Regions from separate parts of the Homo sapiens genome. Here region 1 is linked to region 2. A link is an interaction called in ENCODE POLR2A ChIA-PET data of the cell type or tissue named here. Cell type or tissue: B cell. All regions are shown on one strand. Links, peaks and the distances in the headings refer to the core of each region. The heading gives the core; the rest is flanking DNA.

What was found. Peaks named below come from ENCODE experiments on the same cell type or tissue, not always from the same donor. Only the 100,000 strongest peaks of a DNase experiment are listed, where the experiment ranks them.
Region 1: POLR2A ChIA-PET joins it to region 2 with 9 read pairs; 4 of 35 experiments call an interaction of 5 or more read pairs at or near these places.

Annotation. Positions count from the first base shown.
Region 1 is chr5:150,512,989-150,517,490 of GRCh38, forward strand. The region is part of intron 1 of NDST1 (N-deacetylase and N-sulfotransferase 1); the gene reads left to right. Among named protein-coding and RNA genes, the nearest start is that of NDST1, 7.1 kb to the left of the region's middle. In B cell, for the core only: no CTCF peak of the experiment used is centred there; no DNase peak of the experiment used is centred there.
Region 2 is chr5:150,397,382-150,401,634 of GRCh38, forward strand. TCOF1 (treacle ribosome biogenesis factor 1) reads left to right here. Exons shown (of 27, transcript NM_001371623.1): 25 at 973-1,070; 26 at 1,641-1,689; 27 at 2,429-2,912. The coding sequence ends at 1,667. Among named protein-coding and RNA genes, the nearest start is that of CD74, 13 kb to the right of the region's middle. RefSeq lists enhancers at 868-967, 1,598-1,757, 2,038-2,107, 2,668-2,757, 2,828-2,907. In B cell, for the core only: CTCF peaks have their summits at 464 (motif pointing right) and 1,508; DNase peaks (open chromatin) are centred at 630, 1,750, 2,540 and 3,530; H3K27ac peaks cover 2,812 bases.

The DNA of each region.
Region 1 (4,502 bases), core at 213-4,212, 120 kb after region 2:
GACCAGGAGTTCAAGACCAGCCTAGGCAACATAGGGATACCTTGTCTGTATTAAAAAATTAGCTGGGCATGGTGGCACACACCTGTGGTCCTAGCTGCTTGGGAGACTGAGGTAGGAGGATCACTTGAGCGTGGGAAGTTGAGGCTGCAGTAAGTGTGATTGTGCCCCTGCACTCCAGCCTGGGCAACAGAGAAAGACACTGTCTCAAAAAATGAAAATATGCTGGGCACAGTGGCTCACGTCTATAATCCCAGCACTTTGGGAGGCCGAGGCAGGTGGATCACTTGAGGTCAGGAGTTCGAGACCAGCCTGGGCAACATGGCGAAACCCCGTCTCTACTAAAAATACAAAAATTAGCTGGGCATGGTGGCAGGTGCCTGTAATCCCCACTACTCAGGAGGCTGAGGCTCGAAAATCGCTCGAAGCTTGAACCCAGGAGGGGAAGGCTGGAGTGATCCTGGGCAACAGAGCAAGACTCTTAAAAAAAGAAAGAAAAGATTCAAAGATTCAAGCTCAGGCAGGCTAGCTCCAGTCTCGGCCTTTAACTGTTATGCTAGCTGTCACCACTAGAGTGAAATAGAAGGGTGTGCACAGCCCTTCTAAGGAGGCCTGCTGGCGCACAGTAGGCATGGTGTACATGTGAGTTGGGTTACTGGGCACAATTCACCATGAAAGGCATGGCTTGCTCAGTCTCCATACCTGCTTTTATGGAGCTCTTGGTCTCATTCCTGGAGCCCACCCATTCATCACAGGCCCAAGCCGGACCCCCTTCCCTGGTCCCAGTCTCTGGACAGCTTGCTCCTGTAAGAAGGCCCTTGTACCTCTGCCCCTTTTCTCTTATGGGTCCGGGGCAGCATTTTCAGGTGGGGATGTTAGATAGAGTGACTTCAACTCCAGAGCAGTGGCCACGGTTACCGTGGTATTTCCCGAAAGTGCAGCGTTGCCATGGCGTCTCCATGACGACCAGAGCATCTCATTCATTATCCTCAGCACCTTGGCAGGGAAAGCTGGGACTAGGGCTAGGGGAGTGCAGTGGGAGCCTGGCTGAGGGCTGTGGGCCACTGGCCTTTGTGGCTGAGGTTCCCCTCATGCCCCTGCCTACCCCAAGCCAAGGTTCCTCTGCAGGCTCTGGAGTTATCTCCCACCCATGGGTTCTGGGTTCACATTTCAGCTCTGCCACTGAACAGTTGTGTGATGTTGGGCAAGTGACAACCTCTCTGAGCCTTATTTTACTCAACTGTAAATGTGGATAACAATATTAGTTGTAAGGATTACATGAAATGAGGTATAAAAAGTGCTGGCTGGGCGTGGTGGCTCACGCCTGTAATCCTAGCACTTTGGGAAGCCGAAGTGGGTGGATCATCGGAGGTCAGGAGTTCAAGACCAGCCTGGCCAACATGGCAAAACCGCATATCTACAAAAATTAGCCGGGAATGATGGTGGGTGCTTGTAATCCCAGCTACTCGGGAGGCTGAGGTGGGAAAATTGCTTGAACCTGGGAGGCGGAGGTTGCAGTGAGCCAAGATAGTGCCATTGCACTCCAGCCTGGGTGACAGAGTGAGACTCCGTCTCAAAAAAAAAAAAAAAAAAAAAAGTGCTTAGCACAGTGCCAGGCTCATAGTATGGCAGTATTCATAATGATGATAATTATAATGTTGTTGGTGTTATTTTTATTGTAGGAACCCTTGGGTTTCAGGGAGGAATGAAAGACCAAACTCAAAGTCAGGAAGGAAACCCATTTGAGTCAAGATTTGGTGGTTTCCATGTGACTGTGGCAAGTCACTTCACCTTGAAGTCTTTGTCTCCTTATCTGTAAATTGGAAATAATAACAGCTGCTCATTCATTCATATCCTGAGTATTCAATAAGGACCTGACCCTGGGAAAAGTGGGAGCTTCCACGATGAATCAGACTTGGTTCCTGCCCTTGAGTGGCACCCGGGCACTGGGGGAGGAGGAAGAAAGGACACTGTTTTGTGCTGAGGGCTGTGTGTGCCGGGTGCTGGTGAGGGCCTGTGCAGAGGTCAGTAAGCCCTGGTCCTGCCCCACAGATCTGCAGGCTACAGGAGGTAGAGCCATGTGCAGGAATGCCCCCAGTTTACTCTGCACAGACCACATGCTCAGGTGCACCCAGGGGCTGGGCAGGAAGCCAGATGAAGGAAAGAGGTTGGCTGTGAGACTGTACATAGAGATGCTGATGGTGTTAACTGCAGGATACACAGCCCATTTGAGGCTGGCACTCTAAGTGCCTCAGCTGATGGTGGCAGGTGAGGATGTGTGCCCAGTGTCACCAGAACTTGCCCTCTTTAGAGACAAGTTAGAAGTTCTGACTTTTATATAAAATCTCCTGATTTAAAAATGTTGCTAACGAATCCCAAATTAAAGAAAAATACTGTGCAAGCCAAAGAGCACAGTCTGCATTTTGTTTGGGCTCCAGGGTCCTGGTTTTCAGCCTCTGCACCGTGGAGTGGGGATGAGGCGGGAGCCTGAGGAATGAGACTTAGGAGTGGGAGAGGGGGCAGTGGTTGGTGATGACTTCAGAGGGGTCATGACTTTGGAACCTGGATCTTGAAAGATGAGTAAGTGTCCCAAGGGGTCCGGGGAGGCATTCCAGGCAATGGGAATTTCATCAGCAAAAGCCTCAATGCTTCCCCGAGATTGGTGACTGGCTGGGTGAGGCTGGAATTTAGGGGAAACTGCTGGTGATGTCTGCAAGGCCCAGCAGGCCCAGGGTGGTGGGGGTCATTGAGGCCTCAGCCCCAGCTGTCCTTGAGGCCTTGGTGGCTGCAGGGGGACTAGAAGCCCCTCAGTTACTTACCTCTTGAGCCACGGGAGTTCTGGAGTGCAGGCGGGTGAGGAGGGCCTTGGGTGGAGGGTGGCAGCCTCTGAGTGGGTTGCAGAGGGGCTGTGCTGGAAGCCCCCTTTGCCAGCCGGCTGAGTGGCTGGCACTTTGCTACAAAGCAACTGGCTTCCCCCCACCCACCCCCACCCCAGGGTATTTGGCCTTCTCTGAGGACAGGGGCTACCTTGCTCTCCCTCTGCCCTGGGTTTTGCCATGGCCTTATCTTCAGCTTCTTGGCTTCTATCCAGGCAGCCAGCCAGCTCCCAGTAAGGGCCACAGCCTCCAAAGATAGGGCTACTTTTCAGACATGCTGTGAGAGGAGGACGGCAGCCCTGGCTGCCTGGCCCTCTGTGTAATAAGTGTGTGTGGTGCCTGCCTGCCTCAGCCCTTGCTCTCCCTCTGTGAAATGAGCTGCCCTCCCCTGCCTGAGTCCTGGGGCTGTCAGACTCTCAAGAGAGGGATGAGCTTGAAAGTGCTTCGTGAGCTAAGCTGTGATCCACATCGTGAGGGATTGTCATAAGTATGTTAAATAAGCAACAGGGGTGCGTGATAACAGCAGCTGTGTGCCAGGCGTGGTTCTGAGCATCTTATGTATCAACTCATTTAATGTTCACAACCTTGGGAAGTAGGTAGAATTTCCATTTTACATGCTAGGAAACTGAGGCACTGAGAAGTTAAATAACTTGCCCAAGATTACATAGCTACTAAATGGTGGAGCTTAGTTTTGAATCGAAGCCACTTGGCTCCAGTCTGCACGTGTAACCAGTAGGGTCCATCAATCTAGGACTTTAGGTCTGTGGATGGGTGGCAGGGAGGCTCTGAACTCCTTGAAATTATTATGATATATATTTTTTTGAGACAGAGTCTCGCTCTATTGCCCAGGCTGGAGTACGGTGATGTGATCTCACCTTACTGCAGCCTCTGCCTCCTGGGTTCAAGTGATTCTCTTGCCTCAGCCTCCCGAGTAGCTGGAATTACAGGTGCCTGCTACCATGCCTAGCTAATTTTTGTATTTTTAGTGGAGATGGGGTTTCACCATGTTGGTCAGGCCGGTCTTGAACTCCTGACCTTAAGTGATCTGCCCACCTCGGCCTCCCAAAGTGCTGGGATGACAGGCGTGAGCCACCACACCATTATGACATTTTCTAGTGTGTGTGTGTGTGTGTGTGTGTGTGTGTGTGTGTGTGTGTATGGCTTTATTGTTTAGATTTTTAGTTTTACATTCACAGCAAAATTGAAAGGAAGATACAGATATTTCCCATATGCCTTCTTCCCCTGCACACACACACAGCTTCCCCCATTATCAACATCCCCCACCACAGTGGTACTTTTCTTTTTTTTGAGATGGGGTCTCGCTCTGTCGCTCAGGCTGGAATGCAGTGGCACAATTATGGCCACTGTAGCCTTGACCTCAGGGGCCCAAGTGATCCTCCTGAGTAGCTGGGTCTACAGGCACATGCCCTGACACCTGGCTCATTTTTTTTTTTTTTTGTAGAGATGGGGGTCTTGCTATATTGCCCAGGCTGGTCTTGAACTCCTGGCCTTAAGTGATCCTCCTGCCTCGACCTCCCAGGGTCAGGGGACTGCAGGTGTGAGCCACTGTGCCCAACCCAGAGTGGTAAATTTGTTGCAACAGATGACCCTGCATTGACACATCCTTAT
Region 2 (4,253 bases), core at 1-4,000:
TCAGAATCCTCATCCCAAACCCCATCTTGTCTCTAGACCTCAGTTTTCCCTCCATAGTAACACTGGCCCTTTACTGAGTGCTGTTCTAGACTCCGCATGCAGCAGGACCTCATTTAGGTAGAAATGAGACTCAGCAGGTAGAAAACTGCGGCTCGGGCTCGGAGAAGTAGAGATGCTGTTCAGGGCCACAGAGTTTTGCTAGGTGGAGCCAGAGTCAAACCTAGGCAGCACTCTCGAGCATCGCCCTGGACGGTGGGTTGCCAGTGACGCCCGAAGAGCCAGCTCGTTCTGGAACAAAAGTCGGGCACCCTCAGAGCAGGACTTGCAGCCCCTTGGTGCTCAGAACTGTGCTAGATTTCCATTTACAGTAGGGATAGATAGTGTCCATTTAAAATAAATTTGCGGGAGTTTTAAAAAGTGAGTTGAGCTAAAGAAAAATGGTAGTCATCCAGGTGGTCCATGGATGGGACAGAAATCATGAGCTGGCCTCCAGGGGGCAGGTGAACTGGCCCTGCTGGGTGATCACCACAGCTGCCAGCCTGTTTTATTTTTATTTTTTGAGACAGGGTCTTGCTCTGTCACCCAGGCTGGAGTTCAGTGTCAGGAACGCAGCTCACTGCAGGCTCAGCCTCCCAAGCTCAAGCGATCCTCTTGCTTCAGCCCCCCAAATAGCTGGGACCACAGGCGTGCACCACCATCCCCAGCTAATTTTTGTATTTTTTGTAGAGACAGGTCTCACTATGTTGCCCAAGCTGGTCTTGAACTCCTGGGCTTAAGCAATCCACCCGCCTCAGCCTCCCAAAGTGCTGGGATTGCAGGAATGAACCTCCACGCCCCGCCCTGCTGGCCTGTTGTGATGGCTTCTGGTGGTGTGGGGAAAGCTGGGAGCCCTGCCCTGTGCACCTCCCAACATTGACCCCAGCACTTAGGATTACCATCTGTTGTTCAGGAACTTTACTTTACTTCCCTTAGGAAAAAAAGACAAAGAAAAAAAAGAAAAGAAGAAGAAAGCAAAAAAGGCCTCAACCAAAGATTCTGAGTCACCGTCCCAGAAGAAAAAGAAGAAAAAGGTAGAGAGTTCCTGGGGTGTCTCAGGCCAGAAAACAGACCCAAACCCAAGCCCCCTCCTACACACCCAGACCTGGTTCCTGCCCCCTTCCCATTTTCGGGGCCCAGTCGGGGGCGTCAGGGGTTGTGACACACCAGGGAAGAGGCTGGCAGGGCATGTTCCCTGAGCACATGGAAGCCGTAGAAGTGGCCTGCCGGAGGTAGAAGGGTGTTGGGGAAGGAAGGAGAGACTCCCCCCAGCACAGGGAAACCAGGTAGACTGTGGCAGGTTTCCAGGTGAAAGGAAACGTTGCCTGGGCTGCGTGTGCCCCAGCTGGCAGGCTAGCCCTGAACAACAGCTGTCCTCACGGCGCGGGGCCTTAGCACCTCAGACACAGATGAAGTTCTCACCTTGGCCAGCAGGGCCTCAGCTGTATTTAGGAGAGCTGAACATCTGTTTGCCTCTGCCCTTGGAGGTCGCTGCAGACCCAGTATCTATTCTAGGGGAATTCACTAGTCCTCAGGAGGTGGGGGCAGCAGTGGGTGGGGAAAAGCTGCAGGTCTGAGAGCCTCTCGTACTTCCCTCCTCACAGAAGAAGACAGCAGAGCAGACTGTATGACGAGCACCAGCACCAGGCACAGGTACGCTTCCCAATCATTCCTGAGCATTCAGGGTGGGAGGACAGCTCTGGTGTCCCCTGTGGTCCCAGAGAGCCAGGCAGACCTGATAGGTGGGCTCTAAGGGGAAAGGAGGCTGGGGAAAGAGGTTCTGTTGCCAAGGGTCCATGGGGCCACTGGGGTGACATCAGGAGCTGGCACTGCAGCATCAGAAGGATCCAGAACAGTAATGGCAGTGGTGACACCGAGTGCACCTGGGTGCAGGGGTTGTGCATGCTTTAGGGGGTGTGCCCTGGGATGGAGCCTGTTTGTAGGTGAGGTCGGATACAGCTTGGTTCCTCCTTCACTTGTGAGCGGTTCATTTTCCTCATGATCCTGTAACTTGGGGGCATTTCCTTTTGGGAAGGAAGATGGTTTACTCAAGATGAGCTATCACCATGGATCTATGCTTCCCTATGGAGGACAGGCCCTGCCAAGTGGTGGTGACAGTTAGCTGCTCCACCTGGCTCTGCTGGCCCTGTGGTCACCCAGCCTCCTGTAAATGGGGGTGATGCAGAGCCCGCCTCCTGGGCCAGTGGTGAGGCTTATGTGAAGCTAAACTAAACACTAAAGGACTCAGCCCAGTTCTCAGAACATTCCAAGTGCTAAAAAATGTCCACTGTGGTTAATGCCTCCCCCCTGCATTGGAGATGCCAGATTTCATTTTCCTTGCAGGGGAAAAGGGTCAGGAAATTTGACATCTGCATGTGTTTCCTTCCCCTAGGGATTTCCTAGCCGAGCAGTGGCCATCCCCATGCCTCTGACCTCCACCGACCTCTGCCCACCATGGGTTGGAACTAAACTGTTACCTTCCCTCGCTCCACAGAAGAAGACAGCCAGCTTCAGGGGTCCCTGTGCTGGCCAAGCCAGTGAGCCTGCGGGGAGGCTGGTCCAAGGAGAAAGTGGACCAGCTCCCATGACCTCACCCCACTCCCCCAACACAGGACGCTTCATATAGATGTGTACAGTATATGTATTTTTTTAAGTGACCTCCTCTCCTTCCACAGACCCCACATGCCCAAAGGCCTCGGGACTTCCCACCACCTTGCTCCACAGATCCAGCTAGGCCTGACCTGTGCCTCATCCCGTGCCGCTCGGTCTCTGGCTGATCCCGAGGCTTTGTCTTCCTCTCGTCAGTTCTTTTGGTTGTGTTTTTTGTTTTTTTTTTAATAACTCAAAAAAAAAATAAAAGACTTGGAGGAAGGGTGCAAGCTCCCAGTGCATCTGGGGCACATGTTTCTTGGAAGGGACTGTCTCGCCGACACTCGGGATTCCCTCTTGCCTGCATGTTGAGGCTATGGGTGACCGTGGTTAGTGGGACAGGCAGTGAGCAGTGAAGTGCCTGAGTGCCGAATTGGTGGGGAAGGCTTCCTGGATGAGGTGGCATCTAAACTAAAGGATGGAACTAAAGGATGGTCATGGTTGATTTCCTGTTGCCAGAGTAAGTCATGTAAATACCCAAAGACAAGAAATGGAAGGGGCTGAGAATCCTCGAGTTAGGCCTCGAGCTAGGGGCAGGCTCCCTGGAGGTGCCTGGTGAACAGCTGTGGCAGGCACAGCAGGTCTAGGAAAATCGGAAGTGAGTTGCCCCTCAAATCGAGCTCACCATGGTTCTGTGGTGGTGAGGGCAAGAAGTGGATGAACATGAAAGACAGGATGATGTCTTGGGTGTGGACTGAGGGAGGGGAGGGATAGCAAAGGAGGTGGTCTGCTGCTCCAGCCTGGAAATGCAGAAGCCCACTTCCCTGGGCCCAGAGCCATGTGGAACACCAGGGGTCCTGGAGATGGTCTCCAGAGCTTTTAGCCTCATGCTGGAAACAGCCAGAGGCAGTGCAGAAAAGGAATGCATGGCTGGAGGTGTCGGAGACCCAGGTTGGCATCCAGCTGCACCCTTGACTCGGGGCCCGGGGCCAGACCCTCCACCATCTGGCCTCTCTCCTCTCAAGCATGTTGCTCTAGAACAGAACTACAGAGTAGTGTCCTCATTGGGCCTTGTTGACCCACAGCAAGACTTTAAACTTAAAAATGGGGTGATTTCACTGCAGTTCTTGATTTCTGGCTCCTCTTAAAAAGATAACATCTGGCAACGGGGGCTGTGCTTCCTCCTGGCAGCAACCAGATAGAGCTGAGTAGCAGTCAGCCCCTTAGGTAAGGCATGGGCACCCAGTTCTCCACAGTCCCCTACTTCCTGTCCATCCTGACACGGAGGCCCTATGTCGGTTGCCATCTGTCATCACATTCACACTGTTCTTAGTATAGAAATGAAATTGGGGACATAGGAAAATGAAAGCTGTACCAAGAAGAGCTTGTGCTTAAACTAGGCAAGAGCCTATTTCTTTTTGGAAGTAGAGTGTTCGTGTGTGTTAAACATGTAATCAAGTATGTCTGTGTCCAAAGACTACAAGCCCCCCCCCAGGCCTGCCTGGCCCCGCAGGCATCTCTGTGGGTTACTTGGGCTGCGTTCTCCCACCTCAGTGACTGGATTTAGCGTCTTTAGTTACCTCTTTAGGATAAATGAACTGGATCTCAACAGAAGAGCCAGGAGCCAG